2 separate regions of the Mus musculus genome follow, and region 1 is linked to region 2. Evidence: chromatin contacts called from ENCODE Hi-C or POLR2A ChIA-PET data. All regions are on one chromosome and are shown on one strand. Each heading gives the region's core, a stretch centred on a gene start or an enhancer-like site at or near the end of the contact. The rest is flanking DNA. Distances are from core to core; before and after follow the strand shown. Region 1 holds the start of Tmem128 (transmembrane protein 128). Region 2 holds the start of Lyar (Ly1 antibody reactive clone).

The links. A loop is a pair of places that touch in the nucleus more often than their neighbours do. ChIA-PET counts read pairs that join two places held with the same protein, here RNA polymerase II (POLR2A).
Region 1: a loop to region 2 is called in a map of heart, with 6 times the contacts of the local background. The contact joins the promoter of Tmem128 here to the promoter of Lyar in region 2. A Hi-C loop is called at or near these places in 6 of 37 maps with a recorded cell type or tissue (T-helper 17 cell, gastrocnemius, heart and 1 more). POLR2A ChIA-PET finds 5 or more read pairs at or near these places in 2 of 5 experiments (Patski and embryonic stem cell).

The regions. Positions count from the first base shown.
Region 1 is chr5:38,257,689-38,261,886 of GRCm38, reverse strand. Tmem128 (transmembrane protein 128) reads right to left here and starts at 1,702. Exons shown (of 5, transcript NM_025480.4): 1 at 1,395-1,702. The coding sequence starts at 1,485.
Region 2 is chr5:38,218,138-38,222,383 of GRCm38, reverse strand. Lyar (Ly1 antibody reactive clone) reads right to left here and starts at 1,902. Exons shown (of 9, transcript NM_025281.3): 1 at 1,749-1,902. Zbtb49 (zinc finger and BTB domain containing 49) reads left to right here and starts at 1,930. Exons shown (of 8, transcript NM_029162.3): 1 at 1,930-2,061.

The DNA.
Region 1 (4,198 bases), core at 453-2,952, 40 kb before region 2:
CTCCTTCTGTCAGAGCATCAGGATACGTGTATATATAGGGGCAGAGGCGTCACCCAGTGGTAGAATATATCTTGAGTATGCATGAAGTCTTGAGTTCTATGCCAAGAACCTACCAAACAAATAACAAAAATGGTAGATTTACATTTGCTGAAATAGTTAATAGGTACTCACTAGAAAATATGCTCAATATTACTGGTTATTGCTGAAAAATGAATCTTGGAATCGCATTTCATAATCTTCTAGCTACAGCAATGCCATCCAGAAGTATGGTATAGCACACACTTTATTTCACATTTCCTCTAGGGAAGTAATTAATTATGTTAACTAAGTAAAATGTCAAAAGCAGGGGAATGAGAGGGTTCAGCAGGTAACATGGTTGCTGCACAAACATGAGAACCTGAGTTCATCCCCAGCATCCACAGAGACAGGTGGATCCAGGGGCCAAGGGACATCTAGTCTCAAAAAAAATGTGGAGACCAAAAGAGCAAGATGCGCAATCTCTGGCCTCCAAAAGCACGTGTACCAATTAATGAGTGCGCATACACTAATAAAAGGAAAACGCCAAATACAATAAAATTTATACCAAAATATTTTAAACAGACATCAGCTTTTGGGGTAGCTCCAACATGGAGTAACACACCAGAGCTGTAGCCCCGGAAGACAGCATAGACTGCACAGTTGACAGGCGAGTCACTGCTCTCCCTGCAAACAAAATGAAGGGATTCCGACATGCCATCTCTGTATGAGGACTACTGGTTTCCAAGTGAGGTCTCTAGACTATCAGTCTGTAGAGAGGTTACTACTAACACAAATTCTTGAAGATATTCTCAAAATGCACACAAACTGCCAGTGTTTATTTTGAAAAGCTAACAAATAAAGTTCTTACAATATCCAGGTCAAACAGCTCTAAAATAAAGTGTATCTCATCCTTACCGTTCTCTAGCCTATAGGAAGCTAGCATGATTCGTTCCTATGAAATTGCTTTTTATTCTGTGCATCTACAGGCAAAAACACATAATGGAGTGTAGTTCGTACCCAAATGGTGACATGTCATAAATATTGTTCTGAGATACCTTCTGAAAACGGCCCACAGGGATACAGAAAAGTCTATCTGATGTCCAGGCAGAGATACATCTAATCCAAACTGATTTTTGCTAGCTTTCTGCTGACAGGCAGCTAAGTACATACATCCGTACCGTATTACATTGGGGCAAAGCTGAAGTGGTCGGTTTTGGTTTTAGTTTTAAAGGGGGTTTCCAAGCCGGCATTAAGTCGACTCTCCACGGAATGCGGAAATACGGCTCAGGGGAGGATGGGATGGTTGAAAGACCTGTCAGGACCCTGGACACCGACTCGCGGCCCCACTCTGGGCCCCAGAGTCTGGGGAGCCTCACCCGGCTTGGCCTCGTCCTCGCAGTCCAGCTCTACTTCGGAAGGAAACAGGTAACGCCGCCGTAGCTGCTCCCGAGCCCACGGAGCGTCCATCTTGGCGCCCGCCAGTGCGACGGAAGTGACCGCACGCAGCACTTCCGGCGCCAGGTCCAAGGGCGGAATCTCCGGACGCTCGGAATAAAACTGTATTACCTTGGCGGTTTTAGTGGGCGAAGAAACCGCACTAAATCACCAAGAAGCACTTGAACTTTAAAATACGGATCTCTGGTCTCAGGAGCAGTGGGTCCCTGTATTATTACTATCTATGGAAGCTCTAAAGGACCAAGGTTAGCGTTGCCTCTGGCTGCGCGGTCCTGAGAACATCCAGTTTCCAGCGCCTAAACGTAGAAAATAACCTTCTATCCAAGGCTAAACTTCCAAGCCCCAGTCTCCCGGTTACTCCAGCTCTGTAGGGGTTCCACCGCTAGTCTGGGATGAGTTGTAGGCAGTCCCAGGGACAGCAAAGAACCGCCAGATTAGGGGGAAACGACCTCTGAGATTAAAAGAAATTGCACTCCCCCAACATCCCTGTCAGTTTACCAGAAAGCAGGAAAGTGACAGGGTTCATATTCAGCATTCTGAGCCCCAATAATGAGCTGTTCTTCCTCATTTTTATTTATTTATTTATTTATTTATTTTTGGTTTTTCGAGACAGGGTTTCTCTGTATAGTCCTGGCTGTCCTGGAACTCACTTTGTAGACCAGGCTGGCCTCGAACTCAGAAATCCACCTGCCTCTGCCTCCCGAGTGCTGGGATTAAAGGCGTGAGCCACCATACCCGGCTTGTTTTTCCTCACTTTTAAGGTTGTTCAGAAGTATAACTCTGAGGCAGATGATACTGCCTCAAGGTCCTCAATTTTTCACTTTCATAGCTTGGATGAGTGAAAGAGCATGCAATCTGACTAACTCTGCAGGAAACTCCCTCCCAGATGTGATGACACCTTTTGCCTCCAGAGTCTGCATTCCTCTTATAAACTGCAGCTTTCCCCAGTTTCTGGGAATTCATTTTGGAAGCAATTCCCCCTTGTTCCAATTTGCTGTAAATAAGGTTTTTGTTTGTTTGTTGTTGTTGTTGTTGTTGTTTGTTTTGATTTGTTTTATTTTTCTGTGATCACTACTTTGGTATTCTGTTCATTTTGTCTCTGGTAATACTTACAGGTTGCATGGCTTTGGGCAAGGAAGGAACCCAAGACTATTTGCTTTTCTGCCTAATAGACATTATATCCATCTCTATATCTGGTTTGTTGGGCTTGAGGGAAAACCAATGGTTTAGGGATCCTGTGAGCCCTCTTCTCTCGGCTTGTGAAAAATAGCCCTCTCTGGACTGTGGGAACCAGCCTTCTTTTCCAGCCAATTGTTCCCACCACCCAGTGCCCATAATCTGCATTTCACTGGATCACAACTTATTCTTCTATCAAGAGTCCTATTGTTTATTCTCCTACTCTTTCCCTAGTGAGTCATGAGCTGAGAAAGTTTGTGCTTAACCAGTCAAGCGTGTATTGCACCTGCTATTCACTATGAACTGCCATGCCTGAGGCCGGACAATGGAGACAAGATGAGTAAGAACTGACCCTGCTCTTGAAGTGCTCCTGGTTCAAACCTGACCTCAGATATAGAAGAGAAGACAGTGCTGCTTGAAATGTCGAGGCGTGTTTCATTAATTCGAGCAGAGCAACATTTTCTGACTAGCTACTTAGAGTAAATGCTGAGGACGAGGTAGGGATGTAATGGCGGAGATAATGTCAGTCTGGTGCCATAATGGAAATCTGCCTGTGGGATGTGGGGAGTATGGAAGAGAACTGGTGTGTTCTGCCAGGGGATGTAAGGAAGGCAGAGAGGTGGGCTGAATACAGCATCACATCCCGGCAGGAAAATCTGAGCGCTCTTCCATATGGTGTGGGGGCTGATGAAGAAATAGGAAAGGGGTTGAGTTTCTCTGAATTTGTTTCTGTTGTTACTTTAGCTTTCCTGCATCCCTTGAGGCAAAGAGTAATGGCTGAGCAGCTCGGATGGCCTTTCTAAACAATAACTCCCTTTTCCTGGTTTCCTTTTCTTTCCAGGATCCTAAAGAACCAGATTCAGCTCTTCTCTGTCCTCCTCTTTTCCCCCCTGTACAAAGTTAGAAAGTCTTGTTAACAGAAAAGTCAGTTTGTCCCATCAGCTAAGAAGGGTCACTGCTGGGTCTCCCTTGAAACTGGATATTCCCAAGAGAGTCACAGCCGTTCTGGAGTTTCCATATGTGGTATATTTGGGTCAGGTCAAGTTTCCCCTGTGGTGTTTCCGAAGACTTTGTGTTTAGATCTGAAATCCTTCCAGGTATTTCCCCTGGTATTTTTAACGGTACTGCCTTTACACCATATTGATGATACTTAAAAGCTGATTGGAACCAGTCCAATATTTAATGACATCTTCTTTGCTGAGGCCCATCTCCTGGGTTCTTCAGTGTATTCATTGTGACACCTTAATTACAGATATGCGATACAGGCTACAACCAACAAAGAAATTTTCATTTTCAATGTTGATTACCTGTGGGAGAAAATGAATTTGACTGTGACCTTTGCCCCTTTAGCTGTCTAGTTAAGTCCACATGTTTATACACTATTGAACCCTGCTTCATTTCTGTGGGCTCTTGGGCAAGTGATTTCAATGTGATAAATACCAGTCTATTCATCCATGAAGTTGCATATACTCAAGGGGAGAATATTCCATCCTGATAGCACCACTCCATGCCTTTTGTGGCCTATGCATTCAGACAGTGGGACCTGTCA
Region 2 (4,246 bases), core at 653-3,152:
TACAGAAATGGAGGGCACACCTATGATCCAGAAGAAACAGGCTTCTGACCTGGATTTTGACATGGACATCTTGAGGCACAGTGGCCCAGGCAAGGTAGCACACCTTTAAACCCAGGAAGACTGAGGCAAGCAGATCTCTGAGTTCAAGGCCAGTCTGGGACAGACAGAGCAAGTTCCAAATCCAGGCACGGTGGTACACACCTTTAATCTGGGGCACTCCGTCTGCTGGAGGCCCACATAAGGACACTGGAAGAAGGAAGACTCACTCTTCTTCTCCTGCTTGCACTTACTTGCCAGCACATCTCTTGGAACCTACTTCTTCAGGATTCCAGCATATACAGAAGACCACCTAAAACACCCAGCCTTGTGGGACCGAGAAACTTCTAGATTCTTGGGCTTCCCATTCATAGCTAACATTGTTAGGTTAGTTGGATTATAGACTATAAAAGTCATTACAATAAATTCCCCTAATATGTAGATATCCCACAAGTTCTGTGATTCTAGAGAACCCCGACTAATATAGATCTCTTAGATTCTGGGTGCTGAGAACTGAACTCAGGTCCCCTGGAAGAACAGCAAATACTCTTAATCCCTGAGCCATGCCTCCAGCCCCCTACCTTGTCTCTCTCTCTCTCTCTCTCTCTCTCTCTCTCTCTCACTGGGAGTTTATTAAGCGAGCTGGATAGAGAGCCACAGGGTTCTGTCACCACATCTTGCTTTTTAACCTGGGTTCTGGGCATGGAAATTCATGTCCTCATGCTTGTGTGTCAAGCACTTTACAGACTGGACTATCACTTGTTTAACTCATGTACACACAGAGACAATATTTGCCCTAAAACCAGGCCATCTTAAAGGCCAGGCAGGCAACTGCTCCCTTTAAACTTCAATTTCTCCCCATCTCTGAAATAGGGAGTCGGCCCACTATAACTAGGCACAAGCTCCTTCCAGAATTCCTAGAAATCACAGGTACACTAAAAGATAAAAAAACAGCACATATCTCCACCCTCTTGGGACCCCAGGGGAAGACTATGAGTGGGCCACATGTTTCCACTGAAGCTCAAAGAATCCAAGCCATGCCCCTGCTTCGGTAGAGGCAGTTCAAGTCTCCTCACCACAGCTTCATATGAATAACTTGCAGGTGTTAGGCACTACGGTAGACACTAAACTCTTGACACAATTTGAGCAGGCTTCATATCCCTGGGCTTCGCTGGGCAGAAGCTAGGCTTTCGGGCACATAGACCCCTATCATCTCTCTTACCTCTATCTCCTAGGAGGTAGCTGCTGCAGGAAAAATCCTGACACATGCTGAGCAACCACTATACGCCAAGCCTTTTACCCCTGTAAACTTCACACACACCCTAAATTAGATTCTCTGGTATCCCTTTTGGACAGACGTGGAGCTGGGCACCACTAGGTTAAGTAGCTTGTATCTAGATCGATATTTGGGGGTTCGCGGGCACTTAGGTCTTTGGTCCTCTGAGCTCCAGGAGCCATAAGGTCCTTCCTCCGGACCTAGTTCTCGAGCCTCAGAGAAAAGCCCTCTCCCCATCAGCCAGCAGGTCTATAAGCCCTGTGCGCTGAGGACTAACCGTACCATCTGGCCGGCCCCGAGTGCCGGACTAAAAACCGGGATGCAATATCTCCAGGAACTCAAAAGGCTAGGTTTTGCCCGCGAGCGAGTCCTCAAGGAAGGCAGCCATGCCACCATCGCCCTTCCTCCATGTCCCGGGGCTCCAAGCAGTTCTCACCTGTCAGCCGACCCCGCCAACGGTCTCAACCGGCCGCCGGGAGCACGTGGAGCGGCAGCCACCCAGCGTAGCACCGCCACCGGCTCGCCCAGCCACCCCGCGCAGAACTCAATCCCGGCGGCGCGCGCCAACGCGCGTGCGCGCAGAGGCCACGCCCCTCCCAGACGGAAGTGACGGCGGCGGAAGTTGCCGATGAGCTGCCGAGGGGGCGTTGTCGGAATGGTTCCGAGGCGGTTGGAGTCCTGCAGTTGACACCGAGAGTGCGACGAGAAAGGGTGTCAGGGAGGCGGCCGGGCGAGAGCGGCCTCCGCGGGTAAGGCGGCCCGGGACACTCGACTCCCGTGGGTTGGCGCGGGTAGGGTGCGCGCGGCTTACTCGCAGCGCTGTGTGATGGGGCTCGGCGGAGCACAAAGCTAAGCTCCGGGCACCGGAGCCGGGCCTCCTCCTTCCTGCAGTCACCCTTGCTGCGGTCTGCGCCGCTCTTGGTGTCTGCGTCGCCCCGAGATAGGAGAGGCGCTTATTTCCCCGGGCCCCTAAGCCGCCCCCTGCCTCACTCACCGCGTGATCCTAGGTGCCATGGTGTTCCATCTGTAGGATGCTATTACTGCAGCGCCTACTCCTCGGGACCACGGCAGGTGCTGGGCGCGCCTCTGTGGGAAAGACAGCATCTGGTATACGTTAGTGGGCACTGTTGCTTAAATGACTGAATGAACGTCCAGCAGGCTATGAACAGTATTGTGAGAAACCTCAACCCAGGCGTGGGCGTTTGTTGGTGACAGAGACGTCTCCTGTTTGCTGTGGCTCCTAAAGCAAGGGACAACAGATGAGGTGGTTCAGATGAGAGAGCTTTAGTTTCTCACACTTCTAGAGGACGGCGGGCCATGAATGTGGTGTCATCGGGTTTGCTTGCTTTAGAGGACTGTCCTGGCTTACTGGTGGTCACTCTTGCTGTATCCCCACACAGTCTTCCCTCTGTGCCATCGCAGCTCAGGCATTTCTGCCACAGAACCCATCCGAAGAGGCTCTTTTTAATTTTTAAAATACAGTTGCCTTCTTAAGGGTGTAATTGCTACAGGTATTCAAATTCTGAGGTTCTGGAGAACGCAACGGAATGCATAAAGAGCCCATTAGGTGGTATGCCCTTGTAACACCAGCACTGGGGAGGTGGCGATAGGTGGATTCCTGAAATCAGTGAGCCTCACACCTCAGTAAGAGACCCTTTCTCAAAAAAAAACAAGGTGGACGACTCCTGAGGAACAATGCCTGAGGCTGGCTTCTGGCCTCCACACATATGCACCCTTGTCTACACAAAACATGCACATATATCTGCACATACATTCAGAAAAAGGCATAAAGATAGGCACAGTAGTTAACAACGCCTAAGGACCCCTGTAAAGCTTGATATAAACAGCTTCAGGGCAAACCTCCCACAAATCATCCACCAGTGTTAACTGCCTGACAGAATTACCCCACCAAACTCTGCCGTGGGAGCCTTTTGGTTAAAATTCTGGTGTGGGCTCCTCTTCCCTTCATTTACCTCATCCAAGCTTTTCCCCACCCCCCACTTCTCCTTGCCTTTCTCACCATGGTATTTGCATTGTTTGATGTCTTTCACAGTGATCTTTCTGCTATCATATTCTTGGTTTCAATTTTAGCTTACAGAACTAGAAGGAACCGTACAGTTCTCTAGTTCCACAGGGTCGCTCTATTCTCAAACTACATGCTGAGCACCTGTGAGGCGCCAGACACTTGCAGGTGTCAGAGCTATAGCAATCAGCGAAGGAGATGTGAGCCATGTCTTTACCATGTAAAGACGGTTGCGTTTGCCGGCTAGGCTGAGCCCCCTAATAGTTCAGTCAGCTGTGAACTTGTCAGTGGTTCATCCTAGTGAGGAAAATCACGCCCTTGTGAGCCTCGCATTTGAACTCTCCTCCTGCACTGAGGACTAAGTCTTGAACTCTTATCATCTTTTTGGAAATACTTCATATCCAAACTATAATTTAGTGTGGGAGGGTCCCCACAGGAGTTACAGCAAGTAGGGGGAAACAGTCACAGTGCGGTAAGAATAAAATCCGATCAGCTCAGTTTTGTAACCAGAGCTGGGCCAGGCCAGGACTTCCAGCGTCTGACCCAGATCATTTTACTTTACTCATATTTATGCACAGCACAATTTGGGGGTGGGGGGGTTCTGATAACAGTTACATCAATCCCAAGTGCACAACAATTTTAAGACATGTTTACATTGAGATTCTTTACAAAGTATATCTGGCTTCTTTCACAAGAATGGGTACTGTTAATTTAGAAATAGTGCCCAGTGTCTAGGATCTAGGGAGATTGAAACATAATGAGGTAAACATAATGTCTGTAGGAGTCAGGATTGGCCTGGCCCTAAGATGACCTAGAAGTCACTAGGCTGTTGTTTTTGTACAAATGACATCTCTCACAAAGATGAGCTCTATGGCCTACAAGTAATGCTCAAGGCTTTAAGGGGAAAGGGT